Regions from separate parts of the Mus musculus genome. Here region 2 is linked to region 1. A link is a loop called in an ENCODE intact Hi-C map of the cell type or tissue named here. Cell type or tissue: left cerebral cortex. All regions are shown on one strand. Links, peaks and the distances in the headings refer to the core of each region. The heading gives the core; the rest is flanking DNA.

Region 1 (15,976 bases), core at 5,227-10,226:
AACCCATAGCCTTCTTTGCCAGCCTGGGACCCCACCCCCACCCCCCTCAGGCTGGGAGTCAGTGGTAGAAGGCTTGGGCAGGGGAGCAGAAGGATGCATGGAGAAGTCCAGAAGAAGCTCGCCCGCCCCCCCCCCGCCCCCACCCAATCTGTAGCTAGCCTAAGACTCAGGCAGCGCTGGATGCTAGGGACACGTCTGGGAGTCATGGAGTGTAGGGAGGAGCTGGGGATGGGAGTTCTAGCCAGAGCTCAGGGGAAAGAAGCAAGCAAAGAAAATGAAATCATCAATTCATCGGATTTCTGAGAGGCCACCCAACCCCCTCCCCCTCCCCCACAGCAGCACCTAGGGAGATAGGGGAGAAAACATTAGCCAAGAAAAGGGATGGGGTAAGAGAGAAGCCAGAAGGGAGAAATAAAAAAGGCCTATGTTCCTTCACACATGCACAGAGAGAGAAAGAGACAGAGAGAGAGAAACTGCAGACTTCTTTTTAAGTTTTTATTTACTTATTATTTAATTTATTTTTGAGACCTGGCTGGCCTAGGATTCCAGAATGCTGGAATTAAAAGCATATATGGTCACACCCATCCTGTTTTCTAGTGTCCCCCCCCCCCCCCACTTCCCTTCCTTGACCAAGTCCCATGTAGCCCAGGCTGGCTTTGAACTTGCAGTGTAGCTAAGGATAACCTTACACTATTGGTCCTCTTGTCTCTACCTTCTAATATTTGTGTTACTCCTGTGCCAGGATCCTTGGGCCCGCCTGTCAGCACGCACTCTGGGATGACAGGGTCGCTGTATTCTTTCATTTGTGGATCTGGCCAGCTGGGACATGAGAAGAAGAGGCATGGGGTGACACGAGGAGGCCTGCGATGACACTGGCTTCACTCTGGGAGCTTGTCCACTGGGAAGAGGCAGCAGCCATGGAGGACACACTGAGGGAATTCTTCCTGGGCTCCACCTCCAACAGGCCTACAGCAGGGGGAAGGTGAGGCACAGTGGGGAGAGAAAAAGAGCTGAGAGACCCCTCTGAGAGAAGCAAAGGTAGATGATAGTGACAGACAGTTCCGGACTAGTGGCTCTCTCTCTCTCTCTCTCTCTCTCTCTCTCTCTCTCTCTCCCTCCCTCCCTCCTTTATGTTTTTGTTTTTGTTTTTTTTAAAGACAGGATCCAGAGGCTGTAGCCTTTGCTGCTCTGTTCTAAAACTCACTGCATAGACCAGGTTGGCCTCAAACCCAGCTCTGCCTCAACTGGGATGACAGGTAGGCATGTGCCCCTAATCAGTGCCTTTTCTTCTGCATTTTAATTGTTAAATCATGATGACCTGAAACAGGGGATCCCAAGGAATGGGGCACTAAGCTTCTTCCCTCTTCCTGCCCAGCCCTGCCCTCCTCAGTTTCTAGACTACCTAAGGTCTGGCAAGGAAAGGGGTATCTGAGGTAATCTGGGGTGGGGACAGGGATACCTACCTGTAACATGCTTTGGGGAAGGCAGAAGCTTCAATGGCCCTGGGGCCAGACAGACAGCAGATTGCCACCAGGTCGATGAAAGGAACTTTGATCAGACTCCTAGCAGAAGCAGAATGTGCTGGAGTGTAGTGAGGAGAGACTGGGGGAGGGGGACACAGAGGGCATCTCAAGAGACTCGGGAACAGGCAGTCACTGTCCACCTCCAGTGGATCCTGCCCCATTGACCCATATCCTCTATAAATTCTAGGAAAGTCCTTGATCTCCAAAGCTCCGTCTACACAGGCCTTAGCTACCTGGATAACATTCCATCGCCTCTGGAGCCAATCCCAGAGGCAAGCCCAGGCATCCGAGCTCTAGTGAGGCCTGGTCTGAGTAATCAGCTGCTAGAGCTGCGAAGCCCTGGAGTGTCCTGGAGGAGTGGCTCCCCACCCCCCATCTCATAGAGGCACAGTAGATTCGGGGAAGGGGGGAGGGGCAGCCTGTCACTCCAGGGTCTTCCCACCCCCCCTCCCACGGACCACATTCTCCTTCTTCCCACCTGCAAGCAATTTGGCCAATGGGAGGGCAGCTAAGATTGCTGTGTGGAATCCTTTCTAGATCTGGGTGCATTTGGTGAGGAGGGGGCTGCCTCCTTCCCCACGCTAGACCCCGTGTAACCTTTTCCTCTTCACAGAAGCAAATTACTGGTAATTATCTCACATCCAAAGCCTTCAGGAGCTGCTTCCAAATTGCTTTAATTGAATTAATTGAATCTCATTTGGTCTGGGGGAGAGAATGGGGGGCATACCTTAAAATAGTACAGAGGAGTGATGGGGGGTGGTGAGCTATGCAGAAAGAGGCCATTTTCCTGTGGCTGAGACCATGGATGTGACAGAGTGTGCCCTGGACACTCTACCCCTGTTCTGTAGCCTCAGACGATGTTAGAAGGGCAAAGCCGCTGTCCACTTTGAGCAGGGGACCTTGCCTGAGTCCTGCTCTCTAACAGTGTTGTCCGGGATATGCTGGGATATATCTCCAGCCCCATCCTTCCTCCCTATCCTGGGGAGGCAGGTTTATTTGCTTAGGTGAGAGGTGAATAGACACTACAGAATCTCACCTTGAAAGCAAGCTGACCCCTTCGACTGACTGCCCCAGTGGCAGATGCGAATGTCATTTATAAAGCGCCTACTGTGTCCCAGGCACCATGTCAAGGCTGTTACAGGCATTTTATCAGTTCATCATCACAACTGTACAGCGAAGCAAATCCTGTTATCGTTCCTGTCTGAAGGGAGAAGAAATAAAACACAGCTTAAGAAACCTGGCAAGCCTGGAGGCAGCGGCTACAGCCGCAACAGCACACAGCCCTTTAATCCCAGTGCTTGGGAGACAAAGACAGGCAGATCTGAGTTCCAGGCCAGCCCAGTCTGCAGAGTGCTTTCCAGGACAGCCAGGGCTAACATAAAGTAAGCAAGTATCCACTGCTGGGACACTTTTTTGACCAAAGTCTACCTTCCCTCTTCCCTTTGCTTTACTGTCAGACACAGTGTTGCCAGTGGAGCACAGGATTCAGTAACCATGGTATCTAGAGAGATGGAGATGAGGCATCTTTCTTGTTGGGATTCCTCCGAGTCCATCAGCACCTAGAAGTCCAAGGCAACTGGATCAGCTCCCAAGTGGAAAAGAGTGTCACATGGGAAGGGCACATGGGGGTAAGGGAAGGGGTGCCGCAGGCTCAGCTGGTCCCTGGCTGAAAGAGCAATTACGGCTTCTGCTACTTAACTTTACAACCCAGGCTGTTGTTTTAACGATGCGACTCGTGTTGGGCTGTCCAATTAATCTGCCTTTGGAGGCTTTCCGAGATGGGGCGGTAGATCTTATCTTGCTCTGTGGAAAGAGGAGTGTGTAGCCTGCATGGCAGGGAACAGCACCCCGAGGCCCTTGGCCTCAAAGAAGACCTAGAGGAGACATCTGGGGCCAGCCACCCCTAGAGCAGTGGAGCCAGGGTCCAAGGGCGGTGGGGCAGGGGGAGGGGGGAGGTTGAAAGGGAGAAAGGGGATGGGAGGGTCTCCACAGTGGGTAGGTTCACTCCACACTGCCCTATGACCTGCCATTTGCTGCCCACGGGGCCATCTTCTGTGAGTCTCTCGGGGACTGGGTGTGACCACTGACCCAGTAGTGGGACAAAGAAGGAATGTGTACAGACATCCCTAGGTGAGATCCTTCCACTGAATGCAGTACCCCTCTGTCCTCCCTATGACCCCAAACTAAGCTTCTTTTCTGGCTCGGGGTTGGCTGGAAGTGCCCTACTGGGCTTTTCAACCAAAGACTTGGTGCCCTCAGTTTAATGTGATTGGGAACAGGTTCAGGCAGTGAGAGCAAGCTAGCCTTTGAAGCCTTTTGCCTGGAACTGGAGGCCCCTCCCCAGCCCCTGGGGCCACTCTGGGCTGAATTCCCTGAACCCTGAATGCTGACCCTGTCCTCCCCCACCCCCATGCTGTATGTGTGGTGTGAGCTGCGGTCCAGGATGAATCCTGATGCTGCAGTCCTGATGCTCTGGAAGCTGACCACCCTCCTCCCCCAGCCCACACTGGACTTACAGCCTCTGGACAGTGCCCAAACGGCCTCTGTCCTGCTTTTCCTTTGCTTCTTGCCACACTGCCTCCAGTCCTCTGTTCGGCCACATGTTAGCCTAAAGCACCTGTCCTGGCCATGTTGCTAGGAGCTACCCAGCAGGAGATCCAAAGATGCCTATTAGATGGAGAGTTCCAGTTCCTTCTAGTATTCTCCTCCCCCTTACCCCTTTCTGTAGGCTAAAGCCATTCCACCTCCAGCAGGTCACTTCTTCCAGAAGGACTGCCCTAGCTCAGTCTTCTCCTGGTAGAATACCGTGGCTGTGAAGTGCCCCGGCTCCCTCTACAACTGGCCCCCAGAGGGGTCTGCTGAGGAAGACCATTCTGAATGAGCCATTCCGTGTAGGAGCATCTTCCCATTTCAGATGAAGCCACAGGCTGTTACAATGTTCCTGAGCCAGAACCCCAGAGCTAGCTGGCAGCAGAGGCATACCGAGAATCTAATGTTGGGCTGGAGAGATGGCTCAGTGGTTAAGAACACTGGCTGCTCTTCCAGAGGATCCAGGTTCGATTTCCAGCACCCACATGGCAGCTCACTACTGTCTGTAACTCCAGTTTCAGGGGGGTCCCAATATTCTCATACAGACATCCATGCAGGCAAAACATCAATGCATATAAAATGAAATAAATAAATCATTAATTTAAAAAGTGGTGTCTATGACTTCTGGTGAAGGGGAGGATATATCAGATGAGGAAGAAAAGATGAGCGGAGCAGCTAGCTCCAGAAGGGATAAATACAGGAGACGAACATGGCTAGCTAATATACTCAGGACTCTGATTCTTTTTTAATACATATATACATTTTAATAGCTTGTGATTTGAGAGCAGTTTCTTTGATCGAGGCAACAGCGAGGAGCTATGCCTGCACTGATCCTGGTAATCTGTTTGTCCCATTTCTCCTTCTGGGCTTCCAACAATGTGTGCAGGTGAACTTGTTAGGTGTTAAGGATGGAGAGTCGTGGGCCTAGGCTCTTAATACATACTGTTGAATTATATGGACGATTAAGCCCATGGCTATCAATTCAAAATGGGTAGATATGGCGCTAGAGAGCCGTTTAAAGCGGAGAAGCACAAGCTGCCCACAGGTCCACAAGTTTTGCTTTGGAGCTGGGGCCTTTTACATGTTAAACACTCACTCTACCACTGGGCCACCACCAGTAATTAGTAAATGAAAGTCGGAGACTCTATGGTGGCCAACAACACAGACCCTGTGTCCACTTCTGGTTTTGTTCCTGGAAGGGCTGTCTGGGCCCCCATGGTGCAGGCCAGGAATAATATTTGTTTTCTTCCTGGTTTGGATCCTAGGGCTGTGCTTGGGGCTGCAGTCATTTGAAGGAGAGGGAGTGGCAAGATTGTGGCCGTCCAAAGCCCCTGATCTAACTCTCTGCTTTGGAGAGCCAGGCTTCCACACCATTCTTTCCCTTTTTCTCCTTCGGTGTCTTGTCTTCTGAGAAAATCCATCTGGAGCTGGTTTCCTCTCCTCCCAGAAGGGGAGCAGGTGCTCGGGTCCTGGGCTTGACAGGAGGGCTGAAGTCTGACCAGCCTCCCTCCAGACTCACATCATCTGAGGCAGTGCCAGCACATCTGGGGAGCGATGCTGATACCAGGCACCAAAGTGGCTGTTGTCATAGCCACTGGAAGGCAGGGTGTCTGCCTTGGGTAGACCCCAGATGAATGGTAGGGCTGGAGAGTGGGGAGACAGGGAGGGGGGTCTCCCAGAGAAGTCCTCTTCCGGCTCCCCAGAGCTCTGTTTCAGGAGCTTCTTATATTTGGAGCGTTTGTTCTGAAACCAGATCTTTACCTTTGAGAGGAAAAGAGGACGGATTAGGAGTGTCTATGAAAGGTGTGGGAAGGGACCTGGCCACAGAGAGTGAGTCCTGGGAACCTTTGCTCCAGCTCTTCAGTTCTGGAATCCCCCAGTCTCAGCTTCCTGTCTGGGCACACTCCTCTTCTTGAGTCTCATTCTCCTCTAACATGTACCCCCCAACTCATGCTGTGGACCAGCTATGGGCACTGCTTATCCAAGAGCCGTGTCAGCAAAATTGTGGGACTCCTTTGTGGGTTCTCAGAGGGCAGAGAATGGGAAGTTTTGCCTTGAGCAGGGACAGGACTGGCCCTACCTGGGTTTGGGTGAGTCCGAGTTGTGCTGCCAGCTGAGCTCTCTCGGGCAGGGCCAGGTATTGGGTGTGCTGGAAACGCTGGTTCAGGTGTTGGAGCTGCAGGCTAGAGTAGATGGTTCTGGGCTTGCGCAGCTTCCTGGTCAGGGACTGCTGCTGGGAGGGCACCAGAGACAGTGCCAGCTTCTCTGATTCTGGGAGGCAGAAGAACACTAAGCTGTAAGCATGCAAAGGGACCAGGTGAGTCGGGCATTTCTTAATAAGCTCATCGCATCCCACACCATGGGCAATCAGCAAAAACAACAGCAGCCTTCACTATCAACCTGAGTCTCGGTGTGTGTGTGCAGTGGAACAAGCCTTGCCTATCCCTGCCATTTCAACACCAGCAACAGTCAATACAAGCTTCAGCTCTTGAGTTCTTGTCCTGCTGAAGCTACCACTATAGGACCTAAGAACACAAATCGCCAAGGGCCAGGGTAAGGGTGCCCAGGCTCCTGCAGGGTGGCAGGGTGCTGGTATGTTGGTTGGTGGACCTGCTTAGAATAGAACAGGGCAAAAGACTCGTGGAGAGCTGAGCTAAGGTCTGGAGATGAGCAGAGCAGTGTATCAAAGACTCAAGAAACCTAAGAGTAATACTCAAAGTTTCAGGGATCTAGAAACAAGATGTATTTCCTGCGGGCCCCAGCGCGGTTGCTTCAGAAGGAAAGTGATTCAGGTCCGGAAAGCTTAATGTTCCGCCAGCAATACGGGTTGTTATATTGTCATCGCTGGGCTGTAGGCTGTAGCAAAAGGTCTGGTGTCCCCCACAGGCCCCCAACTCCCACTATTATAGGAAGCGGCTTCAGGTTGGCGTCAAGATTGAGGGCATGGGTTTCCATTCTTGAAACCGGGGCCCCGACCTGGACCACTTTATGGGATACTGAGACTGTGCAAGGGGATGAGAAATGGGAAGAGGCAAAATGCCTGCCCGGGATGACAAAATGTTGGGGTGACAGCTGCCTCTTTCCGTGCAGGTCTACTATGAGGACCCCAGAATAGAGCGGGTGAGATGTCCCTGCCTGTATCCTGGCAGCAGTAGCAGCTTCTGTCCTTCAGCTCCCCATCCATTCTTAGCTGGGTTCACCCAACAGATGTTAGGGTCTCTGCTCGTGGGCCGCAGTCACCACTGCCTTCACCTCCCCCACATCCCTCACCGGTGGCCTTGGGGGCTGTGGTCCTCAAATCCTGTCCCCTGGATTCCAACCTCAGCCAATTCCCAGAAAAACCATTGGGTTTCCGCTCCCGCTCCCGCTCCCGCCCGCGCTCCCGCCCGCGCCTGTCTTGTCTCTCCTACTCCGACTTCTACTGCTCACCCGGGGCCGGCAGCCAAGCGACAACCCATGCCTTCTTGGCTGCCTGGACCGCGCAGTTCGGGTAATAGCGAGCAGAGCGCGAAGGAAGACAGCCTGGACTGCTGAACTCGCAGAGCAGATCACCTTCCAGGTGCCTTCCGGAACAGCTGCCTTTTTCCACACTAGTTTTGGCAAGTCACAACTGGATCTACCCCGGTCGGTCGCGATAACGGGTCCCCAGGGCCTCCGTGGAGGCGCGGCAGCCACACCCGCAGCCCCAAAGGGGTGTTGCTGAGGCTCTTTCTGAGCCAAATGCCTCCCTGGGACGGAGGTGCACCCGTAGTATGGGCGTAGGACACCCCAAGCCCTCTCTCGTACTCCAATCATTCATTCAAGAATGGGCGGCGGCCCGCATAATTTCAATAGCGAAATGCTACGGTATATTTTTTTTTTAAAGAATCTGTTTGTGAACATGGAGTCTCTGTTTTGTTTTATTTTATTTTATTTTTTCGTTGTATCCGGGTAAAGTACGTAATAGAAAGAATTCTTCAGTCCATTGTTCTTGGACCAAGCTAGGGAAGGCATATGGAAGACAGGTCCACCTTATTGCCAGACAGGTCTCCCAATAAGGACAGGTTCTTCCTCTCCAGTCCCAAAATGCACACTGTCTGTCCTCATGTGCACACACAGGACGGATAGCAGGTTGCCCGACTTGTCCTCAAACTCAGGACCCCCCTTGCCTTTACTTCCCCAGTGTATATTAGTATATCTAAAAAGAAGAGTCCAAGCGGTTCCTTTGTAGATCTGTATGCAAAACTCTGCCACTCAGACGGACTGTCCCTCCTCCAAGGAGACCCAGCAACCTAGCAGGCCCACCCCCACTCTGCTCCAGAAAGCTGTTAACTTTCTGGGGTCCTGAGAAGTTCCTAAAGTCCCCTTTCCTGGCTCCGTCCATTGAGGAAAGTGAACTTGCCCTGGTCCAGGAGCCTGGAAAAAAAAGTTGTGTCCTGGATCTATCTATATGCATTCCTTCTATCTCAGTTTCTCCAACCATAGAACAAGGAATGTGAGCCTCTATTCTAATGTGGTTTTGGTTGGGGGTGTATGTGTCATGAATTTATGCCAGAATGACCAGGGAAAAGGAGAGAAACATCTTGGTTTGGGGCTGATTATGTGAAGTCACATCACAGACTTGCGCATCTTCGAGGACTATGCCAAGAACAATTGGACCATTTTGATGTTCAAGGAGTCAGTGGGTCTATGGAGAGCATCCTCGTACTGCCAGCCAGGGTCTGTCAGTTGGGCTGTGCATAGGTCGGAGCTAGGAAGGCCAGCTGCTCCCCTGTCTTCACCGAAGCCTTCCAGTGGAGCTCAGATTTGCTGCAGGCAACCGAAGCTGGGTCTAATGTATCCCAAAGTTAAAGGTGGAGATGGTAAAGATGTCTTAGGCACAAGGCAGAGGAGGCCAGGGAAAGAGCTGGAGACTGGTAGACCAGCCTGTAAGTTTATTATTTGAGCAACAGTTGGTGGGGGTCTTATACCCAGATCCTGCAGGGTATAGGCACCTCCAGGAAAAGGGGGTGGGGCCCAGGAAAGGAGAAGGAACCCAGCCTAGTTGTCTACCTATCTCCAACTGGAAACTGATTTCTGTTTAGTAGTGTTTGATTTATATACTGGTTTCTGAGACCAGAACTCAAAAGGGATGATGTCGGAACGGAGTGAAGGATGAGGAGAATCACAGGGAAGGGGTTAGATCTCCACCTCTCCATCTGGATTAGGGCAAATTTCCGTTACACAGGTACTCACACAGCTCCACTGCTCCAGGGGGTGGGGTAGGGAGCCCTCCCGCCTGGCTTTTCAAAACTGCAAATCGAAACCAGGTCGAATTTAAAAAGGAGACCTAGATCAACTTGCCTCCGCTCCTCCCCCATCCTTCGCCCTCCCCCTACCGCAGATTCCTGGGTATCGGAGAGAGAAGCGTTTGAATCCCTCTAGTTGCGCGCAAGCAGAAGAACGCGAAATTTATGCAAAGACAACCCAGACCCCAGAGGTGAGGAGAGCCGCCGCGGTCACACTTACCTGCTTCGAGCTCCTGCGGGTGTTCAGCCGGCCTGTGAAAGGGCTGAGATGGCGCCACCAATTGTTGCTGGCGGGGCAGGTAGGAGTCTCCTGGGGTTGCCGGCCCAGGGTGGGAATAGGACCGGGGGTGGCCGTAGGACTGGGAGTAGGACAAATCGGGAGAAGCTGCGGTTCCCGGGGATAGTCCGAGCGGGTAAGCAGCCACTACCGACAGGGCGGGGGCGAGGTCCGGGAAGACAACGTTGGAGGCACCACGGTCAGGAAGGGGACAGGGTAAAGAGGTCATTGCGGCCGGTGCCGGGCCACAGGGCCTAGGTCATGGCCCGCACGCTGTCTACTCTTTCTGCCAGCTCCTTTCAAAGTCTCCAGCTCCAGCAAGCCACTCTTACACTTCAGATGCCTGGAAAAATGTCTCTCTGAGCCTCTTCCGGCAGAGAACTCGCACCCGGGAAAGGGTTTTTTGGGGTACCCCGTGGTTTTACCCTTCCCCATCTTTTCCTCTGGGTTCGGTTCCCGGGACCCCAGGGGTCCCCCGCCCACTTAGACACCCCGGATTGGCTATTCCTTGGTGACCTCAAGCTGAGCCCGCCCCCCACCCCTCGTGTTAGCGTGCACCGGGAAACGGGAGGGATGCGAGCTCCGGACCCCACATCCCTGCATCAACTCCGAGTTCCTGGGGAATCGGTAGAGTCAGGAAGTCTCAGTAACGATGTTCAAGGTGCTAGGAAATTGGGCCTGGGATGGCTAGGGGACGAGGGAAGCTGCGCGGTAACTAGAGACGCTTTGGAGACTCAGAACCTGTGTGCGCGTCGCGCGGGTCTGCATGGCCCCACGCTGCCAGGGCTCTGCGAGGGAGTGGAAAAAGCAGCTAGCCAGCGCCGGCCGCTTATTCAGCGCGTCGGAATGCGTAGCTGCAGAGCGATGGCAGTTTGTTGGTAAACAGACGCTGGGGCCTGGAGGGTGCCGCCTGGCGCCCAGCCTGCCCCGCACGCGCGTGGCGCGCACGCCCCCGCCGAGCGCCCAGAGCCTGGCACGCCGCGACCGCCGCCACTGCGCCTCACCACCCCCAATGCAAGCTTCCGCTTCCGGCAGGGGCCCCGGTTTAGTTGCGACACCACAGCTCCTGCAGGCCCTTGAGGCTGCTGGAGGGAATCTGCTGTCTGGGATTCGCCTGTACCGAGCCCCGCCTTTTCTGGCACTCTGCAAAATGTAGCCTCCCAGGAACTGGGGCAAAATCTGGGAGTGGGGATGAATCTAGTTTGATGGCTCCTGGGAGGGCACAGAAAATATGGCTAACTCCATTGTACTTCCAGACTGTGTTCGGGACCTGTCTCTTAGCAGGACAGGAGGCCTTAATGAACACCATGTATGCAAGCATCTGTTGCCACGTGCACAAAAATACATAGAGTCTTCATCCAACATATATTGTTACATACCAATATCCCTCTACGAAAAGAGGCTCATTTATGGACCGGCAAACACAGACTTTAAGGTGTGGTGTATATACAGCTGCATCCCCAACCATGGGCAACTCTTTGAATAAAAGCACAGGATTGAGGTGGATGAGATGGCTCAGCAGACAAGAGATGAAGAGCAATTAGGTTGCCACCAAGCCTGACCATCTGAGTTGGAGTCCCCAGGACCATATAATGGAAGAAAAAACAAACTCCCAAGAGCTAGTCTCTTGAGCTCCATATGTGGGCTCTGTTATGCATGGATCTTCACACATACGCATAACCCAAACATAAATAAATGTAATATTTTTATTTAAAACACATTGTGCTTACCTGGCACATATGCTTGTATATTACAAGTCAAATCACTAATTTTCCTTCTCAGAAATAAGGCTGTCCAAACGTGAACATATATGCTCATGTGTGGGCTACCCTTTCCCACACATCTAAGCTGCTTTGCAAAATGAGAGAGACAATTCTTTTGGTTTGGTTTGATTTTCTAAGACAGGATTTCTCTGTGTAGTGCTGGCTGTCCAGAACTCATTCTGTAGACCAGGCTGGCCTGGAACTCAGAGATCTGCCTCCTGCCTCCTGCCTCCTGCCTCCTGCCTCCTGCCTCCTGCCTCCTGCCTCCTGCCTCCTGCCTCCTGCCTCCTGCCTCCTGCCTCCTGCCTCCTGCCTCCTGCCTCCTGCCTCCTGCCTCCTGCCTCCTGCCTCCTGCCTCCCTCGCTGGGATTAAAGACAAAGGCAAACACCATCACTACCCAGCGTTATCTCCTATTCCAGAAGTCCTCACAGATTCCCTAGAAAACCTACACACTCGATCCCTCTGTTACACATGCCATCTTTATGCTTGCACACACGCGCGCGCGCACACACACACACCAGGGCTCAGAGTAAAAGTGGCAATCTTGGGGTGTTAGGTAGATGAAAGAGGACAGACAGCTATTAGAAGAAATGGCAAGGAGTGGATGAAGGCCCTGGTCTCAGAGCAGATGTAGGCCTTCTAAAATAGACAAAGTCTGGGGCTGGAGAGATAGCTCCATGGTTAAGAACACTGACTGCTTCTTCCTGTTCAATTCCCAGCGCCCACATGGAGGTTCACAACCATATGCCATTCCAGTTCCAGAAGATCTGAGAACCTCTTCTGGCCTCTCTGATCACCAGGCAGATGCATAGTACCCAGACAGAACACCCATACACATAAAAAAATAAGTAAACAGAAAGAGACATTTCTAGGCACTGTATATCAGGACTGTTGAAACTCACAGACAGGAGAAAACTAATTTGCTTTTACACCCCCCTCTCCAATTGCACAGAAATTAATTTCTCCAGGAAAATACCTGCTGGCCACTGCCATAGAGGTCTCTACCCCGTGATCCTGGAGCTCAGATTAGGGGGCTCTGTAGGAGATCCTCTTTGTCTGGTTGGCTGGGGGAAGGTGTGAGTTTGTTTGGTAGGGAAATGTTCTTTTGATGTGAGACCACCTTTCCCTGGGTTTCAGTATGCCTTCCTCCTTAGAGCTGGGGCGATGAGCAGCTGAAGATGTTGCTTTCCAAGTCTTTCTGTCTCTAGCACTGTTCTGCTCTTTCAATCTTTCAAGACAGGGTCTCTCTGTTTAGCCCTGGCTACCCTGGAACTAGACCAGGCTGACCTGGAACTGAACTCAGAGATCCACCTATCTCTGCCTCCCGGGTGCAGGGATGAAAGGCGCACGTGCCACCACAGCCTGGCTGTGCTGTTCTTTAGAAGGGAGTCTGCTGTGGTGTTTCCAGGGATGGCTTCTCTCTCACGCTGTAAGATTCAAAGCAAGAAGATGTGCTTTGAGGCAGGGCTGGCTGTGAGGGCAGATTTGCTTTCTAGCGTGAATGGAGAGGATGATGGGAGACACTTCCGGGGGGGGGGGGGGCAGGTAACCAGAATCCTTTCAGTGCTGGGCCCCTGCTGGAGGAAGGGCAGAGGTGAGTGTCCTGGTAGACTCTTTGGATCACATCCAAAGCAGGGTCCCTGGTGAAGGCCTCCTCTGAGCTTCCCTGTGTGCTCAGGAGCATCCTGAAAGAAAGTTGGACCTGTCCTTCTGCGGTAACCCTGCAGAATTCATACGCTCCGGCGCATCCTCACAAGAACCCTGCTGTGAACGGTAGTTACCGTTTGTCTCCCTCCAACATCACCAGCCTCACTGCACCGTCAGCATGAGGTATGAGGAACCCAAGCACTTGCTGGCACACCTAGGCATCCTCTTAGGCATCCCCCACCCCAACACAACATCAGCCTCTCAACCACAGGAAAAGTAGAAGCAGTGGCTGTGAGCCAGGGAAGGCAGTGCTTGGTGAGAACAGAGACAGGCAAATCCCGGGTTCCCTCCCCAGCACAGCCTCCGTGTAGCTGGCCTGATCAGCCAGTTCCTACCAGAATGCTCCGGGAGAGGAGGGAGCAGGACTGCGATTCCAGCCCTCTGGTGTTTGCTGTATGGTGGTTTGCAAGAATCTAAGAACAGAAAACAGAATCCAGAATCCAAGAACATGAAACAGAAAAGAAGGAGAGGAAGGAAGGGAGGGAGGGGGGGAAAGAGAGGACTGAGAGGGGAGAGGGAGGGCAAAGTAACCCTTTTCTATAATTACTCTTAGCAGAGGTGTGGGTGGCAGGAAGGCTGGGGCGTTGGAGCAACGGAATCCCAGTGGGTTTAGGACACATCGGTATGGCGCTTGTGTTTTGTTTGTTGTTTGTTTGTTGTTGGTTTGTTTTTCTAAACTGGGTACCTACCACTTGGCTGTCCTGGAGCTCACTATGTAGACCAGGCTATCCTGGAACCCACAGAGATCTCAGAGATCTGCCTGCTTCTGTCTTCCAAGTGCTGGGATTAAAGGCTTGCCTCACGCTTGGGTTTTCCTAATTTGCGGGTTTATATAAGATATATTCCTTGCTTGAGGCTGCTTTCTGCTCCTCCTGTAGCAGAATTCCCCAGGAAAACAGCCGAGTTTTCCTGGCAGTTGACAGCCAAGGGCTTCCTGCCGTACATTTGAAGGGGCTCAGTGAAGTGTAAGGGTGGCTTGTGCTGAGTCAGGCGTGGAGTTCTGAAAGTACGAGTCCACTCCCCACTTGAACCGATCTGATCGGGGAAATAAAGATTCTCACTCCCTACCAGATTTCTGCGGGCTTGGTGGTCATTTTGGAATTACACGCGCCTCTTTTCTCCTCCTCTGTGGTCACTGCTCCCAAATAAAATCTTGGTTTTGTGTTTGTTTGCTCGCCGCAAGCTTTAAAGTTCTATTTGGAGGGGTCCTTTGTAATTACGTTTTGGGAAACTAAATTCAATCTTGCAGCAACCTCCTCTCAACCCGCCTCTTTATGGTAGAGCCCCGCGTCCCGGGTCTCCTTCGCTTTTTCTGATGGAGCATTTGGTGAGCCCTGATGATGCTGGAGTGGAGCTGAAGGTCTCTGCCGTCCGGCTCAGGGGTTTCCCTTGAGCTCATTTCTACTTTCCACCCGGAGGAGAGCTCTTTCTGCGTGTTGTTTTCCAAATAATCCTAAAGATGATGGCCGTGGATCAGTCTTGGTGTCAGCGCTACCCAGTCCGGGCACCACTTGGCGTGGGTCTCCCACAAGAGTCTTCCCCTATCTCCCACACGATCTTAGCTACAACCCCATGCCACCCTCACAGCCTCAGTTTTCTTTGTTTGACATCCAAGAAGTCTACCAGAGATTGACCCGGACATTTTAAATACACAAGTACACGAAAGACGCCAAAGCTAAGAGCTTAGCTCTGAATAATTCTTTGACCAGGGCACCATCTCCAGAAGAAAACTCAAAATCAGGGAGTGTTGGAAGAAAGTGTTACCGTGGCGCCGGGCTTTGGGAGGAAGCCACTCTGTGCTGAGCTTCGCGGAGCTCCGGGACTGAGGCCAGACCTAGCTGGGTGACGCAGGGTTTCTTGGCGGAGTGTCCCATATCGCCCACCAGTAGACCAAGGACCCCCACAGGGAGCCGGACGGGTAGAGGATAACTGCGGGGAGCATACACCAGAGCCCTTCAAAACTTTGCAAGCCTGTTGAAGGCCAACCCGCCTGCAACGAATTTGCCGGTCCGGTCCGAAGGCGGCTTGGCTAGGTCTGCAGCCTTCCTCAGATCCCTGTATCGCACAGAAATTCAGACTTGGCACTCCGTTCTTCCTCGCCAGGCAGCGAGGTGAAGACTGGAAGGGGACTTGGAGTTAGAAAAATGCCTGTAGCGGGCAACGGATGAGAAAGCCAGTGTGTGTGCAGGGGCACCCAGCACATTTAGCAGAACCTACAGACCGGCACACGCTTATAGGCGATCACTCTCATAACTTATACACACACGTCACACGCACCAACTACACCACCATTTAAACACCCAACACATGTCTCCCTCTGCCTTCCAGGTTCCCCGGTAGGCGAAGGGTCTCTTTACACGGGTGTGGGCTGTTGCTTCTGCTTGGACAGTGAAGGTCAGTTTCCTTGTCGCTCTTTGCTTTTCTTCTTCTTCTTCTTCTTTCTCTTCATTATTTAAAAGGAGGTCGGCTGTTGGCCATCCCAGGATCCCAGTTTGGACTTCAGAGTCTCCTTGGTACTATTGGCCTCACCTCTGTAGGTCTGGTGGGGGGGGGATGGGAAAATACTGTTTTAGGGAGCAAAGAGACAGGGAATGGCCCCAGGAGCCGTGCAACATCAGTCCTCATTCCCAAAATGAGACAAAGAATCATGTCTGCAAAACAATACTATAACCTGCCCAGCAACAAACAAAATCAGTGTCTTTCCCTCCGTTTACACAGGGGTGGGGGTGGGGAACAAAGGGAAGATTAGAAGCAGTTCCCAGTAACCCCCCCCTCTCATTCAAGCCACCCCCACCCGGCTCTAAGGGGGAAGGCTGGCCAGGAGGAGGGAGGGAGTGCAGGCCAATGTG
Region 2 (15,976 bases), core at 5,373-10,372, 860 kb after region 1:
GCTCCCAAGTGCTGGAACTAAAGGCGTGCACCACCACGCACAAGGTGCAGAGGTAGCATGTTTTTACAGAGCCCTGGCTGTCTAACCTGGAACTATGTAGACCAGGCTGGCCATGAATTCAAGAGATCAACCTGCCTCTTCGGGGATCAAAGGTGTGTGCTGACACACCCAGCTTAAGACCGACTTATTTAAGGCTTTTCAACCTGCTGTATGTGTCTATGTTGGTGTAGGCCAAAGGACAATCTACTATTTCTAGGTACTTTCTACATACACATAGCTTGTGGAGGCCAATTTGGTGTCCCCAAATTGGACAGAGATGGTAGTGAGCCATTAGGAATGCAACTTTTTCCTGGGGGCTAGAGAGATTATTTTGTGGATAAAAGCATTGCCTGCTCTTTCACAGGACTTGGGTTTCCTTGCCAGCACCCCAAACGGTGTCTGCAGCCATCCAGTTCCAGGAGATCTGACACCCTCTTCTGACTTCCATGAACGCCAGGCACCCACATGGTGCACACACTTACATGCAGGGTAATCATTCATACTTACAGTAAAAAATAAGCAAAGCTTTAAGCCACCGCACCTGTATAATGAGACCCTGTCTTAAAATAAGTAAATGAATTTCAAACTCTGGCGCCAGGTGGTGGTGGTGGTGGCATACAACTTCAATCCCAGCACTCAGGAGGCACACGTAGGTGGATCTCTCTGTGTTCAAGGACAACCAAAGCTGCACAGAGCAACCCTTTCCAGTCTAACTACCCACTCAGATTTTGCAACTGAACATTTCCATTTCCTGAAATTAACTCTAAATGAAACATTTGGAAAATTCTCTCTCTTCCTTTTTTTTTGGTTTAAGATTATTTATTATATGTAAGTACATGGTAGCTGTGTTCAGACACACCAGAAGAGGGCATCAGATCTCGTTATGGATGGTTGCTGGGATTTGAACTCAGGACCTTGGGAAGAGCAGCCAGTGCTCTTAACCAATGAGCCATCTCACCAGCTCCCGAAAATTCTCACTTTTGCTAAAGAAATAATAGTCTAACTAGAATACACAGAACAACAACAATTCAGAGAAAATCAAGAAAACACTTGATGCTTGCCACTGCAAAGAGAAAAACTTCCTTTTGGCCCTCCCCAAACCCAGCAAAAATCCCCAACCTGCCCATTAGTTTCTTCTGTGCCTTCTAGCCCCTTAAGTATCAGTTGCATAAGACTGCCTGCCTAGGTCGTGAACACACTGATTAACCCGATCAGTCCTTTCTAGCCATCCCAAGTTACTGAAACAGTTGCCTGCTGGCCGGCTTTGCTCCTGGTACCTAACTTTTACAACACAACTCATGTCTGATGATTGCTCAGTGCAATCAGATTTCTCTCCAACTACATTAAAATTATGAGGTCCAGACCTACTTTGGAAAACCTCAGGATTTATCCATCATCAGCACTTATTTGATTTCAGTGGCTTATATTTTGAGAGAAGGCTTGTTCCTATCCCATTTATCCCCAACTTACTGTACGGCATGGGGGGGAGGAAAAAAACAGGCCTTACAAGGCTGGCTGTGCAATTAGTAGCATTCGCATCTATGAAGTACATGGTCATTGTTGGTCAAATCCTCAAGGGAACATTCAATTCTAGAATTCAGAATTCAGGCTGCACTGAACACTTCCGGCTAGTAACCTGTTCCTTCAACCCCGTGTTTTATCTTATCTAATCATTTCTAGCCAAATCAAGCGATCAATAACCAAAGAAGCCTGTACCTTAAGTACAGGTTAGGGTTTTTGTTTTGTTTTTACTTTTTTTCTTTTCTTAAGAGACCCTTGCTTCTGTTTTGGGGAGAAGTTTAACAGTGTATCCAGATAGAAGCAAAAGAACTAGACCCTGAGTCAGTGCCTCCCAGGAGCCAACAGCAACACCTGTTTATCTTTATACATTATAAAAAAAAACAAACAATATGGGCTGGAGATGGCTCAACAGTTAAGAGCACTGATTGCTCTTTCAGAGATCCTCAGTTCAATTCCCAGCAACCACATAGTGGCTCACAACCATCTGTAATGAGATCCTATGCCCTCTTCTGCTGTTTCTGAAGAGAGCAACAGTGTACTCACATACATAAGATAAATAAATCTTAGCCGGGCATGGCGCGTGCCTTTAATCCCAGCACTCTGGTGGCAAAGGCAGGCGGATTTCTGAGTTCGAGGCCAGCCTGGTCTACAGAGTGAGTTCCAGGACAATACAGAGAAACCCTGTCTCAAAAAACCAAAAAAAAAAAAAAAAAAAAAAAAAAAGATAAATAAATCTTTAAAAGACTCAAGGATTCCACTCATTTTCTGGGGCTTTAAAAACAAGCAAAAAATAGCAATGGAAAAAAAAAAAACAAGAACCCTGTCATCATTATTTCTCCTTGTTATAGTCTCAATCAGCCTTCAGGACAATCAGATGTCACAGCTTGTAAAGATGACAGATACTGACAGTTTATGATCGGGGTTCTAGTCCCAGATCAGCTAGCTAGTGGTGTCGGTGTAAGGGTAACATCGGGGTAGGGGTGACCCCAAGGACCACTGTACTAGCTTCTCCCCCTTTTTCCAAAGGTCTGCAAAGGGATGGGGTCCCACGGCTGCACAGCCCTCCGTCCAGGAGATAGGAAAGGTTCAGGAACTGAGTCCTGATCCAAGGTCTTGAGGACCCTGGAAAAGGAAGTGAGGCTCAGGAAAAGATGGGGTGCAGGGGTGAGGGCTGGGAGCAGCGGGGAGGTCAGGTGGGGTTCTCCAGGAAGAGCCCACAGAGCACAGCTCTCCCCCAGACCACATAACCCCCACTTTTTTTTTTTTTGAAAAGAGGAACTCCAAAACTTTTTGAGAGCAAAATGAGCCCAGCCTCTATCTTCAAGATGGCTGCATCTGTCTCCCAACCCTGTAACAGAAGGGTTTCTCCAACGGCTCCTCTTTAAAGGCAAGGTGGGAAATCCAAGGCCCAAGTCTCTAATCCTTTCATCCCTTTCAGTTTCTCTGCCTCTTTCCTCCTTAATACTCTCCTCCTCAAGTGAAAGTTGCACTTTTCAAGAACTAGCCCCCTTTTAGAATCTTTTTAAGAAATGAGGACCGCCGGGCGGTGGTGGCGCACACATTTAATCCTAGCACTTGGGAGGCAGAGGCAGGCGGATTTCTGAGTCCGAGGCCAGCCTGATCTACAAAGTGAGTTCCAGGACAGCCAGGGCTATACAGAGAAACCCTATCTCGAAAAACCAAAAGATAATGAGGACCCACAAGACAATTTAAATTTTAATAGATGGGCAAGTGTCACTTCCTCACTGGCCTTCCATATGACACACATGTTGGAGGTATGCACCAACAGACCTTTCTTCAGCATGAAATCTCTAAACTTAATAACCAGCCAGTCTAGTGGCTCACACTGTAATCGCAGTCCTCCAGAGGCTAAGGCCTGAAGATTGCCATCAAATTGGGGCTAGCCTCAACTACACTGTGAGTTCTAGGATAGCCTGGAATATACAATGAGACCCAGTCTCAAAACAAATACTTGCTAGTCTCCTTTTCACATAACCAAACCAAATGTGTGATTTTTTTTTCAGACACAGCCCTAGCTGTTCTGAAACTCAGATCAGCCTCAGCCTCCAGAATGCTGGGATTAAAGGTGTACACCACCAAGCTCTGCTCAAATATAAGGGTTTTTAAAACTGGAAAGTGTTTTGGTTTTACAAGCTGTCAATACTACCTTTGTCAACTAGCTGTTACACATTAAAGCACAAAGAAGCTATATATAAAGAGAAAAACAAAACAGAAGGACACCTAAGTCTTACTTAAAGGCAGCCCCCCGCGTGATCTTTCAGGGTAATTTTAAGAGCAGACACCCAGAAACTTTGAATCAGGAGTCTTCCCATTGCTGTTATTTATCTTACCCCACACTGTAAGACACCAAAGCCCACGCCATCAAAACCACACAACTGAACAGAGTCACTCTGGATTTAGCGATGGGAACCACAAATATTCCCTTCTTCACTAGAACAATCACCATCTGAGAAATCGCCACAGTAAAATTTTATCTTCCTAGTTTGGATCAGAAAACCCTGGGTTAAGAAAGTCACAGTGCTTTCAAGAGACAGTTTAATTACACATGCAGGCAAGTCTCGTCTTCGCATATGAACCACTGGGTGAAGAAACTATGGGTTTTAACTAGCAGTAAAGAAAATTCATAAATGCGTAAAATTCATTTCTAAACGGAATCTAAAGTGGAGGGGAATGAACTTCAGTGTTTATATTTTCTCCAAACACTACAGAAAATTAAGACAACTACTTCTCCACTTAAAAACACCTAGGCTAACATCCTTTTTACTAAAAAAGTTATGAACTGTTTCCATTTTAAACTTGTTTTCTAGATGGGGGGTCTGTGTGTGTAGCCTTAGCTGGCCTCGAACACACGCAGAACAGCCTGCCTCTGCCTCCCAAGAGCTGGGACTTAAAGTGTTCACCACCAAACTTGAGTTTGAGTAATTTATGTGTGTGGGTGTTTTGTCTTATCTGAGTTAAGGTCCTTTTGGATTTGGGTATTAATTCATAATCGGGAAGCATAAGGACTTTAAAAGCCCGGGCTGGGTCATAGCTCTCAACCTTTCTCCTTTCATTTTCAGCCCCTAACTCCAAACTGCTGTTTGCTTTTTGATTAAACGCAAACCTATTTCTGGAGGTAGTTTTAACATGCTTTGAAAAGACGTAGTGACTCAACTACTCATCGTTTCTACAGCTCATTTTTAAATCCACTGAAAGTATTTCCTGCCATGCTAAGAACACAGCCAGTCACAGCTTCTAAGGTGCTGAGTCCAGAAATTAAACGTACAAAATAGGAATCAGATTTAATACACTCTCTTTGGAGTTTACACCCCTGGAACACAGACCAAGTTTTCATTTGAATCAATGGAAATTTAGGAGAAAGTATTAACCCACTTCATTAGGAAAGAACGATTGTCAGCCTGCTTAAAGGAACCAGCAAGCTTGGGATTGCCTAGGGGTAAAAAAAAAAAAAAAAAAAAAAAAAGCAATACACATCTTTTCATATGTTGTTTACAGCAATTTTTTTTTATGACACCAGTTGACAGTAAATATACAAGGTTTAGGGCACACTCCTAAAAAAAAAAAAAAAACACGGAGGTAGGTGTAAGAAAAGTCTCACTCCCTTGAAAAGTAAATCAAGCAAGGCTAAGATGGCACCTCCTTCCTTGCCTCCATTACTCCTTAGTCTCTGGGAAGGAAATTCACCTAAACACAAACGCTGCTGCTGCTGCTGCTGCTGCTGCTGCTGCTGCTGCTGCTGCTGCTGCTGCTGCTGCGTGACCTTCTTCAACTGCTTTGGGACCACCTTTTTTTACCAACATTTGACAGTGAATACAATTCTCAGCAAAGGCTGAAATTGCTAACCAAATTCCCAACACTGGTCACGAGTGCTAGGGGAAGGTAATTGTAAACTGTATGGTCTCTCATATTAAAAATTCAAATTGCCTGCTGTTTTCAGCTTAAATATGGTGTTCAGTCTCTTGGGTTTTCAAAAGGTACAAATCACATCTATCAGGTACATTCAAACGGAAACAAATCCAGAAATCCTTTTAAATCACAGCTCATTAGCCACGAAGTATCAGGAGTTCATTTTAAACGCCCCTGAAAACACAATACATACAGGGGGAAAAAAACTACCCCTCTACAGTTCATTTAGCTCAGGTTAGCCCCGACTAAGTCCTCTTCTGTATGTCTAAGGGACTGAAAACGCCAGTACCAAGCACAGCTGAAGGAGTGAGTTCAGGCACAAACTAGAAAACAACACAACACGCTTCCCCAAGGAACACAAACTGACGAAAAGAAAACAAAGTTCTTCTAAAGCCTGGTACTCCAAAAACTGGTTCGGACTAGAAATAGTCTCTCCTTAGCCACCACTGCCCAGGAGGGGTCGGGGACAGACAATTGATTCAATGTTTCGTTCAGAAAAATTATTTCAGAAAAGGGAGCCCACAAAAAAATCTAATTTATTATGGACGTGAAAGGAGGAAATGGAAGGAAGGAAGGAAGGAAGGAAGGAAGGAAGGAAGGAAGGAAGGAAGTTAGTTCTCTCAAATCCCCTCTCCATTCCAACTCAAAAGAGCCCCGAGTAAGGCATTTGTGGGGACAAGAAGCCTGGGTGGAAATGCCTTCAGAGGCAGCAGATGGCTTGAAGAGAGAGACCCACAAATACAGGGCACTATGAAAATTAAAATATAAATGTTTTGAGTTCCACTTCACCACACTTTGCTGTTTCTTTCTCTTTTGCCTCCTTGGCTTTAAAATGTAAATCATCCCCAAGAGCAGGAAGGAAAAGTGACCACACATTTCAGAATTCCAATTATTAGATCTCCCATCAACACAGCTCTGAGTCCATGTATTCACGATCTCCACTGTATTATTCCCATCTCCATTTTTTTCAAATAAAGCTTTTTTTCCTTCCAATTTTAGTGCCTCTGTTAATTCTAACAGCAACAGCCTCAAGCATTTGACAACAAACCACATACTCTATAAACCTAGACACAAGCCATAGTGATGCTCTTCAGCTACAATAATTCAGTGACTTAAAACTCTGAAGCCAAACCACAGATGACAGACATGATCTCCAGCTAAACTTTCTCAATTCTTTAAACATATGTCCCCACCCCACCCCCCACCCCACCCCCCAAACCCCCCACCCCACCCCCAAAGCACAGCACCCACACAAGATTCCCACCTAGGAAGGGCCAAAAAAACTTCAGAAATACAGCACGTGCCCAGCTGAAAAGAGGGACTGAGAAGACCAAAACTGGACTGAGGGCTGCTCCCAACTAAGGACAGGAAACAAAACTGCACTGTCAACAACGCGTTCACAAAGTCTGATGTGAGAAACCCTGCCTCAACACTCCACTGCCAGAGTTCAACCGCAGACTTCGGAATTCGAGGGGACTGGAAATCCATCCTGAAATTTTAAAGGTGGAGATACCCCATTTGGCGGAAAAGAGAGAATACGGAGTAAAAAGAACTCACCAGAGGAGACACACACACACACACACACACACACACACACACACACACACACCCATTCATCCTCCGAGTTCTAGACCCTCCAAAGAGCCCCAGCTCACAGCCTCAGCACAAAGCTCACCCCAGATGGTCCCTTGTAACAATGGACTGAAGGAGTGGGGGTGGGGGGGTTGGAAAGGGATAGCACGGCCAAAGCACATTCATTGAAAATCCAGTTGATGAGGTACTATAAGATGCGAGGGACTGGGGATGAGGGTCTGTGTAGGGGGGCAACAAAATCCATGCCTATAACAGAAATTATTAGGCCAGCATAAGGAGATCTGAATGGGGTACGTTGCTCATTAATCACCCCCAGTAGAAAAAGAACACTCTCAAATCTACTAACAAATTGTGTTATAAAAAAGATGAGAAACATAGGAAAAAGGAGGCCTGATAGAAAGTTATAAAAAAAAAAAAATCACCACCACCATTAGTTTGAATTCTCCATATTTAAACTCCCATACAGAAAATGGTCCCAGTCCCACACTATGAACTAACTCCACAGAGTTCCTGCTCTATTGATTTTTTTTCTCTTTAATTTTTCAAGTAATGTCTTTTAGCCCACCCCAATCCCAAGTTGTTGGATTTCTTCTAAAGCTATAAAACAACCACTACACGATCCTAGCCAATCTCTCCCAGCCCCCAACATCCGGAGTTGGGGGTGGGGGTGGAAAGGCCAGTAATGGGTTTGTTCCACTGGAGACGCTATGGACCCCTAAATATTACTGTTTCCCAAAAGGAACTCTTTTCCTACCTTTGTTTTTTGGGGACTGAGTGTTCAATCTCTAGACGTTTTCCTTGCAGTTCTACTTTCCCTGAAGATTTAAAAAAAGAAAAAAAAAAGAGATGAATGAGTGTAAAGAAATGGGGGAGGGATGGGGTGGAAGGGTGAGTAAGGGACATTAGCTAAATTCTAGAGTTCCTGGGGCCTCCTAGAAATCCAGGCACCAGCTGCAGAGGCCTGTGGGGGGAAAGGTTGCTCCGGGTTTGGTAGAACCCGTAATTTCGTTGGGTTTTTTTTTTTCTTCAATTTTTTTCGTTTTATTTCCATTAATCACGTGGGCTGATTGAGCAGCCTGCTCAGATTTGGGAAAGGTGTGAGCGTTTGTGTGAGCGCGCTTGCTTCGGCGGCTCCAGAAGTAGAAGGAAGGAGACAGGCGAAAGCAGGATCGTTTCGCGAAGTGGGGCGGGAGTAGAGAATTAAAACTTTATTTTCCAGCAGAGCCACGGTGAAGGGCTTAGGCGACCAGGCCGGGTCGGGGCCACAGGGCTAGCGGAGGGCCCCCGGGGCGGCGCGGCCCGGGGCGGAGGGTCCCTCGCGGTAGCCGCGCGCCTCTCGGCCCAGCCTCGGCGTCTCGGGAAGCAGCATGGCGACCCGCCGCCGCCACCGCCACCGCCGCCGCGCCACCCGGCTCACGCCCCACTTTCAAATCAAAATGGCTCAAGCCCCAGGCCTTGGGCGGGAGGCGGGAGCCCCTTCCTCCCACGTCCTGCCTCAGGGCTTAGTCCCTAGTTAAAGCGGGAAGAGCTGAGGTGCGCGAACCCCCATCCTGGAAAGGCCCGGGACGGAGGGCAGGGGCTTTGGGGGTGCTCTAGCGCATGGGGGGCTGACTAGGGGCGGGGGGGAATCGGGGAAACCACGCCTATACCCGAACCCCAGTGTTCGTGAGACACCCCCACCCCCACCCCCACCAGTTGCCAACCGGGGCTCCCGCCCCGTCGGTGGGGAGGGGTGTAGGGAGCCGCCACGAGCGCCTCGGGCTGGGGGAAGGGGTGAGGAAATCCCGAATATCTCCGCGCCGGGAGAAGGCGTCGAGGGAGGCCGGGCGAGGCTGGGGACCGAAGACGGAGGCCGAGCCCTCCCGGACCCGGGAAGAGTTGGCCGGCAAGGAAAAGAGGAGCTGCAGGTCCCCGTTGTTCCGGGATTTCGTGTGTGTGTGTGTGTGTGTGTGTGTGTGTGTGTTTTCCGGGGAGGTGGCCGCGCTCTTACCCGAGAAAGTTTCGATGGCCTTCATCGCCCAGTGCTCGTCGGGGCAATCCACGAAGGCGTAGCCGGATTTGACCAAGAACTGGCCGCTGTAGGAGATCTTGTGCTCCGCGAATACTTTCTCCAAGTCTGCGGGGGTCACACTCTCGTTGAGGTTGCCGATGTAAAGCTTGTTCATGGTGGCGGTGGCGGGGCAAGGACACGGTTCCAGGCAAGGCCGAGCCGGGCGGGCGCGGGCGGAGAGCCTCCTAGGCCGAGAGGCGTGGAGACGGGCGGCGGGAGCCGCAAACTTTCTACGCACCCCACCCCTGAAGTTGTCCGGAGCTCCGGGCGGGTGGGCGGCCTGAGGGCACGCGGGGGTCACGGGAGAGTTTGGGTGAGCCCGGGAGAAGTGCCCGCCGAGTGCAGGGGAGGCTGACGACGACGCGGCGCGGCTCCTTCCCTTCGGTCCGAAACCCCTGCGAGCGGGCTGGTGTGTCACGTTTCTCCGCGGCCGCCCTGGCGCCGCCTCTAAATAAAATCGACTTGAAAAAAAAAAAAAAATGGAGCAGGAAAAAAAAAAAAGGCGAAGCCACGTGGTGACAGCCCCCACCCACCCTGCAGGGAAAGACCCCCGACGCCACCGGGCCCCTTGGCCCTCCAACCCGGACCAACCCAACAGTCTCCAATCTTGGGGGCGGCACTCAGCGCACCCCACGGGTAAACCAGGAAAGTGGAAGCAGAGTTCCCCCCCCAGCTCTCCTATCCCCCTCCCCCTTTGCAAGAACCTGGCCCCTAAAGCGGCGCCCCGCCCCCACAGCGACCTGCACGGGGGGGGGGGGTGGCGGGGGGAGGGCGGTGGCGACCCAAATCCCCCCAGTTCTTAGGAATAAAATGTACGGTAATTTTTTTATTCGTTTTGTGGAGACTGGGCTGCCCACCCCACCCCGGCAAACTGCTAGCGACTGACAGGCGGGGGACTGCCGAGACAGACAAAGAGAAGCTGAGGACTCTGGGGTCTTCAGGAGGGGGTCGCAGGAACCGGTTATTTAAAAGGAAAGACGCCTTTCCTCTACGTTTCTAAGTAGGGGGTCACTGTCTTTCCCGCTACACCGCTAGACTTCGCTGGCCTCCCGGGTCCTGATTCAGGGGACCCTGAGAGCGCGGGATCGGGAAGCTGCGGACACGGGACACGAGAGACAGCGCCTGAAAACGAGGGACCCGCAGGAAATCATGTTTCGGGATCCCCACTGGAGAAAAGCTGGCTTGCACCCAGTCCAGCTGCTGGATGACAACACTCCAGCATCCTTGGGGGAAAGCCTGCACGACCCGGCTCGAGAGCATCCTCGAAGATCAACTGGGTGGGGGAAAAACGACGAGGGGTGGTCGCACCACCGATCGACCCCGAACCGGAGGGGTTGGCTTCAGAAGGGAGGGACCGGGTTGAGCTCCGAGGTCCCCCTCGCCCTCCCCACGCAAGGAGCGGACAGGTGGCGTCGCCCGCCTGCGTCCGCTCTACCCGCGATGCACTGAGCGATGGTCCATGCGCAGGCTGTGGGTCTCAGAACTTAGTTTTGGGGTGCTGGATTTTGGAAGGCCGCCGGGGGAGGGGGTGCAGAGGCCCCGCCCACGTCCCCAGGTCAGCCCGGGGCGGGGAGGGGGTAATTTCCGCTCCGCGCTTGAGGAAGCGAGCAGCGGGGGAGGGGGCTGCGGCCCTCCCCCCTCCCCGTGGGGAGGGGGAAGTGGATCCGCCCAGGTCCCTTCCCTCCGCTAGGACCGACGCGTTCCGGATCCTCAGGCTCCGGGAGCCCGAGGGAAAGACCGGACTGGGCGAGGGGCGACACGTGGGCGGTCGCACCCCGTCTGTGAGGTGGGGGAGGGGGCCGCGCGCTGGGAGTCCCGGACGCGCAGCGGAGCGCGGGACGCGTTGCACACTCAGTACCGGGATCCCCGGCTCTACGCGGGGGACACCCGAGGTTCCAGCGGCTGAGGCTGGATCGACGCCAGAGGGAGGTGGAGAGCGAGGCACGGAGACCCTGGAGAAGCCCCCTGCCTGGCCACCGCGGAGAAGGGGCCGGCGACAACACCCCTAGAAAAAGGGATGGTCCTTGAGCCGCTCGAGTCTGCAAGTGGGAGGAGGGTTGTCGGGGCACGCGTTTGAGAGGGCAGGTGAGGAAGGGGGTCACTCTCCCCTTCCCCCGTCCCGATCCCATTGTCTCAGTCGCCTGCGGCCCGGGCCGCCTCCGTAACACGTGTTGACTGCACCGATATAAATGGCTTGGATTTTTTTATTGTTATTTTTTTCGTTTGCAGAGTCTATAAGCCAGTTCCGACTTCGGCTCACCGCCCATCTGCCGGATGATTCCCTACCATTCGGAAAGTCGGGAGTTAAAACACAACACCCAGCACCTTTGTCCCCCTCCTCGTTTTCCCGGAGAGCCGGGAAGAAATGGGGCGGGGGAGGGCTTCCAACTCGGCTTTTGAGTCTCCCTCCACCACCTTCAGAACCCACTCTCGAATCAGCGTTTTGTTCTAGCCAGCCACGTGTTTGTCGGGTTTTTTGTTTTTGTGACATTTTTCTTCCCATGAAGCAACAGGAATCTAAGTATTACAAGCTATTAGTTGCTTAATAGGAAAAAAAAAATGTTTTCTGTCCAGGAAGATGTGAAATGTCTGTGTCTCTGTCCCCACACGCCCTCCCCGACATTCCCCCAGCCCCCACTAACTTGGTGTTTTGTCAGCTCTTGATCACAGCGAAGTTCTTAACAAACTAAGCCAATGAGCTGGAAACAGTGCCTGCCGCATAGTAGACACTCACAGAAAATATTTTTGAATGCAAAACAAACTTAAGAGAAAAGGAATTCAAGAAAATTAAAAGTCCGGTAGGGAGGGACTTTTCTTAGTGATGTGTGGATTTTTGTTAGGGCTAAAAGATGGTCTTAGAAGCTGTCTGTTACAGTCTTTGGGTCTTCATAAATAGTAACTGTCTCCAAATCTTTTATGTTGGGGGGCAAGGAAGAAACTACCTTGGCAGAACATCCCAGCTCCCAAAAACTTTAGGTGCTGTTTGCTTCGTTTACTTTAAATCTTTAGGGGTTGATAAAAACATCAGATAATCCCCCTGGGTAACCTAACCAGTATTCTCTTTATTGCTAAAACAAAAGCAGCTTAACCCTCAAAAAAAAAAAAAAAAAACCTCCTACCCAGACTTGTAAACTGCAAAACATAGTGCATCCTTTACCATCCTAAAGCTCAAAAAAAAAAAGCAAAACTTACAAATAGCAATGTAATTCAATTCACTTTTAAGTTGACTCCCTTTCCATTTGAGAAATAATTTAAAGTTAGCTGGAAGTAATCAGTTTTTTTTTAAATGGCAATGTAAGGGAAACAGATTTCAGAACAGAATACTTACACAGTCTATTTTTTAAATCTTTTAAAATTATTTCATTAACAAAGTGCCAATTATTTCTATTCACACTGATTCTTTTTAGAGTTAGCTGTTTCACTAAATTCTAATCCTCTCTCCACCCTCCCCCTCCCTCCCCCCCTCCCCCAATACAGGGCTTCTGTGTTGATAGTCAGGAACTGCAAACGTTTGTTAAGGACACAAGAGTAGATAGAGGCTGCTGGGGTGAGGTGCAGTTTTGAAACCTCCACATGAGTTTTGCCTCAGTGACATGACTCTGTAGACTGGAGCTGGGGGAACTACATGGTATAACCTGATGCTTTATTCTGCTATGAATGTGCCCACCACTAAATGAGCCTGCCAGAAGGCTTATTTCTTGTTACAACTCACATTCCTAGGTCAGTGTAGGAGAAGACAGAAGACATTTCAAAGCATTTATAAATGTTTTGCTTTGGTTTTGATATTAAAGATAGTCATGGGGGTTCCCTACTGTTCTTTTTAAGGAAAGATAAATCTTCACAGTAAATGGGTATGAGTTTAAAATCCAAAGATAGATAGATAGATAGATAGATAGATAGATAGATAGATAGATAGATAGATAGATAGATAGATAGATAGATGGAGGACAAAAAAGTAAAAATAAAACTGAATGTGTAAAAAGACATCTGAGGCCGGGCAGTGGTGGCGCTTGCCTGTAATCCCAGCACTCGGGAGGCAGAGGCAGGTGGATTTCTAAATTCAAGGCCAGCCTGGTCTACAGAGTGAGCTCCAGGACAGCCAGGACTGCACCGAGAAACCCTGTCTCAAAAAAAAAAAAAAAAAAAAAAAAAAAATCTGAAGGAAAAATTTCTCTTAATTACATTTATTATAGTCACTGTAATATTCACTGTTAATATTACTTGCTTCTAGTCTCCTCTTCCATTTCTTTCCTAAATAAGTGTTTGGTCAGCTCTCCTCTTACACAGAAAGTGGATTCCATTTTAAAGATAGACTTCTGTCCATTTTCCTTAACTTTGAACATGCAAAGGGAAAAAAATTGGAAGAGTAAAGCCACTTTTCATGAAGTTGAAAATTCAAAAAGCAATCCCCCCCAAAAAATTTCAAAAACTCTATCCTTGCACAAACACAAAATTCAACTTATTTTCAAGTGTTTCTTACCAACCTTTTTCAATCTGTCATCATTTTCTACTTTTTTTTTATGTCTTTATTTTTCTAGCTGCTGTACCATGGCAGTTTGTTATGCTGCCTCAAAGTTTTTGTAACCATGTATTTTATTTAGGCTAATGGAACAAATATTTATTGCTGTTCTACATATAAGATACCACTTTTTTAAACTTTTATAAGTAATACTTTTTTAAACTTTTATAAGTAATGGAGGAGGGAAAAAATAATGCACAAAAGATATTTTTGTTCATAGAATTCTTTCTGCTTTTGTATCAACTGCTTTGGATGAATCTCCAATATACACATTGCAGTTTAATCTAACATTTACCCGTGATTTATATCTTAAAATGTTGATATGTTCTATAAAAGAGAGGACATGTACAAAAAGAGAGAGAAAAAAAAAAACCTAGAAAGCTGTTAGGGAAATATATTAGAATATTTTTGTGTTTTCTAATAAATCACAGTTAATTTTGATATAATCATGGTTGCTATGAGATACAACAAAAGCAAAACACTTCCTGACAGCTTTGACTTCAAAGTTTCTGGGCATTTTGAGAGTTGTTTATTTTTGTTGTTGTTTGCCTGTTTTATTGTTGTTGCTGCCTTGAGATGTTTTCTCCCTTCCTGCCGTCTGAAGTGTGGTTCTTTTTAAATGCCTGTAAACTTTAAGAAAATGTAAATTAGTCCTAGTTTTAAAGGACAGGCAGCATTTTCTCCTGTCAAATAAATAAGGATAATTATGTGTTTAGGATATCTCAAGAAATAGACGAGAGTCATAAGCAGAAAAGAACGCTTTCTTCATTCAAAGCATCATAAACTCAAAAGTGTTTCAAAGTTTTTAAAGGAATGTTTTTTTCAATCGGAAATGTAGGACTCAAGGAGGGGTGGGGGGAGGGTTAAGAACAATTATTTGTTTTGCTGAGTCAGTTACTGTGACAAAACCTTAAATTTTATTTTTGATTCAGAATTAGTCAAGGAAATACTTTAGTAACTTCTTAAAGATACTTGTTTCCACATCCATCTTGCTAATAAAACAACCCTGCTCAGCCTCTTTCATAGAGGTGAAATCTTCTAAGCCTTTCTTCATACTTGTGCTGCTGTTGGGTTTTCTGGTTTTCTCCAAAGTCATTTGGTCAAAAATAATGAGCAGTTTGGTGCCCTGGAGCACAGAAGGCAAAGTGGACCCCTGGTTTCTGCTGTAGGAAACAAGAGAGACAAATGCTGTTGCTCCAAGGAAAACAAACGCTGAGAAGGGGGATCCACACCTAACACTATTTAACATGGAGGGAGTAAGGAAGCAAAGTTCGGTTCCTGAAAGCCGACTAGCTTCTAAGTATTCAAAGCATCTTCGTTCAAAAGGATGCTTTAGGATGTCAAACCAGACAAAGTTGACTCAAGCTGAGCTTCTCTACATTTTTAAGACAATATTTTTCTACCTAAAAAGTAACTTCTTTTTGTTTGCTTTCTACAGGTTTTATTCTTGTTAGGATTAATTGATTTCCTACTGTTACTTGTAAATATTCTCCACTTCACCCTACACCCCCCACACCCCGCACCCCCAGGGACTCCCTCAAATGTCCCCTCAAGTTCTTAGGGGGAAATGTTGATGGTAGGTTTTAGTTTTTAATTTTAAAAAAAATTAGTATATAGCTCATTTTCACTAGTGTTTCATCTCTCAAACACACTGGGAGAAAAAAAAATCACTGAAAAACACTTTACTCTGTTTCCATGTACAAACAAGTTTCATAAATTGAAGAGATCCGACCTTAGTGTTTTGTTTTCTTTTTTACAGAGCTTGTTTGACCACACCGGGATAGGATTCCTGTTTTTCAGCAGTTAATTTAGGATTTTTTTTTTTCTTTTTGGTTCATCTGTCTCTCCCAGAAACACTCCAGATTTTTTTTTTTAATTTTATTATGACAACTAGGATGTCCACTCTTTGACCATAACATGAAAATATTTGTTCAACATTTTTGTGATGTTATTGAATGGTTTATCTTTTACCCTTTCACGCCTGCGATGTGTTTCTAAAGTCTGTAGGAGGCAGATATTAGAGTTGTTTCTGAATTGCTTTCAGAGGAGGCTTCTGCTCCCATGCCATCCCCTTCCCTTCCTCTTCCTCCCTGCCCCTCCCCCCTCCCCTCCCCCTCCCCCCTCCCCTCTCCCCTCCCCTTCCCTTCCTACCCTTCTCCTTTTGTTCCTCCATTTTTCTTCCTGCTCCCGACAGTCAATTCCTCTCCCCCCCCCCCCGCCCCCTTTACCTTTACCAACTCTTTTCAGTTTTGCGTTTTTCTTTGTTGCTTCTCTCTCCTCGTTTATTGTGCCGCCGCCCCCTCTGCCCCTCAACTTTTGTCTCCCCT

What was found. A loop is a pair of places that touch in the nucleus more often than their neighbours do. Peaks named below come from ENCODE experiments on the same cell type or tissue, not always from the same donor. Only the 100,000 strongest peaks of a DNase experiment are listed, where the experiment ranks them.
Region 2: it touches region 1 in a loop (4-fold over the local background); 4 of 42 quality-filtered maps call a loop at or near these places.

What each region holds. Positions count from the first base shown.
Region 1 is chr11:95,135,597-95,151,572 of GRCm38, forward strand. Dlx4 (distal-less homeobox 4) reads right to left here and starts at 10,205. Exons shown (of 3, transcript NM_007867.4): 1 at 9,600-10,205; 2 at 6,193-6,383; 3 at 4,851-5,873. The coding sequence starts at 9,885. The coding sequence ends at 5,628. It overlaps Dlx4os (distal-less homeobox 4, opposite strand), which reads left to right and starts at 9,457. Exons shown (of 3, transcript NR_040279.1): 1 at 9,457-9,678. It overlaps Gm38659 (a long non-coding RNA gene), which reads right to left and starts at 4,201. Exons shown (of 5, transcript XR_880160.2): 1 at 4,040-4,201; 2 at 2,952-3,326; 3 at 2,560-2,724; 4 at 1,464-1,562; 5 at 652-966. In left cerebral cortex, for the core only: no CTCF peak of the experiment used is centred there; DNase peaks (open chromatin) are centred at 7,698 and 9,765; H3K4me3 peaks cover 37 bases.
Region 2 is chr11:95,996,389-96,012,364 of GRCm38, forward strand. It overlaps Igf2bp1 (insulin-like growth factor 2 mRNA binding protein 1), which reads right to left and starts at 9,556. Exons shown (of 15, transcript NM_009951.4): 1 at 9,071-9,556; 2 at 7,835-7,895. The coding sequence starts at 9,245. In left cerebral cortex, for the core only: no CTCF peak of the experiment used is centred there; DNase peaks (open chromatin) are centred at 8,206 and 9,300.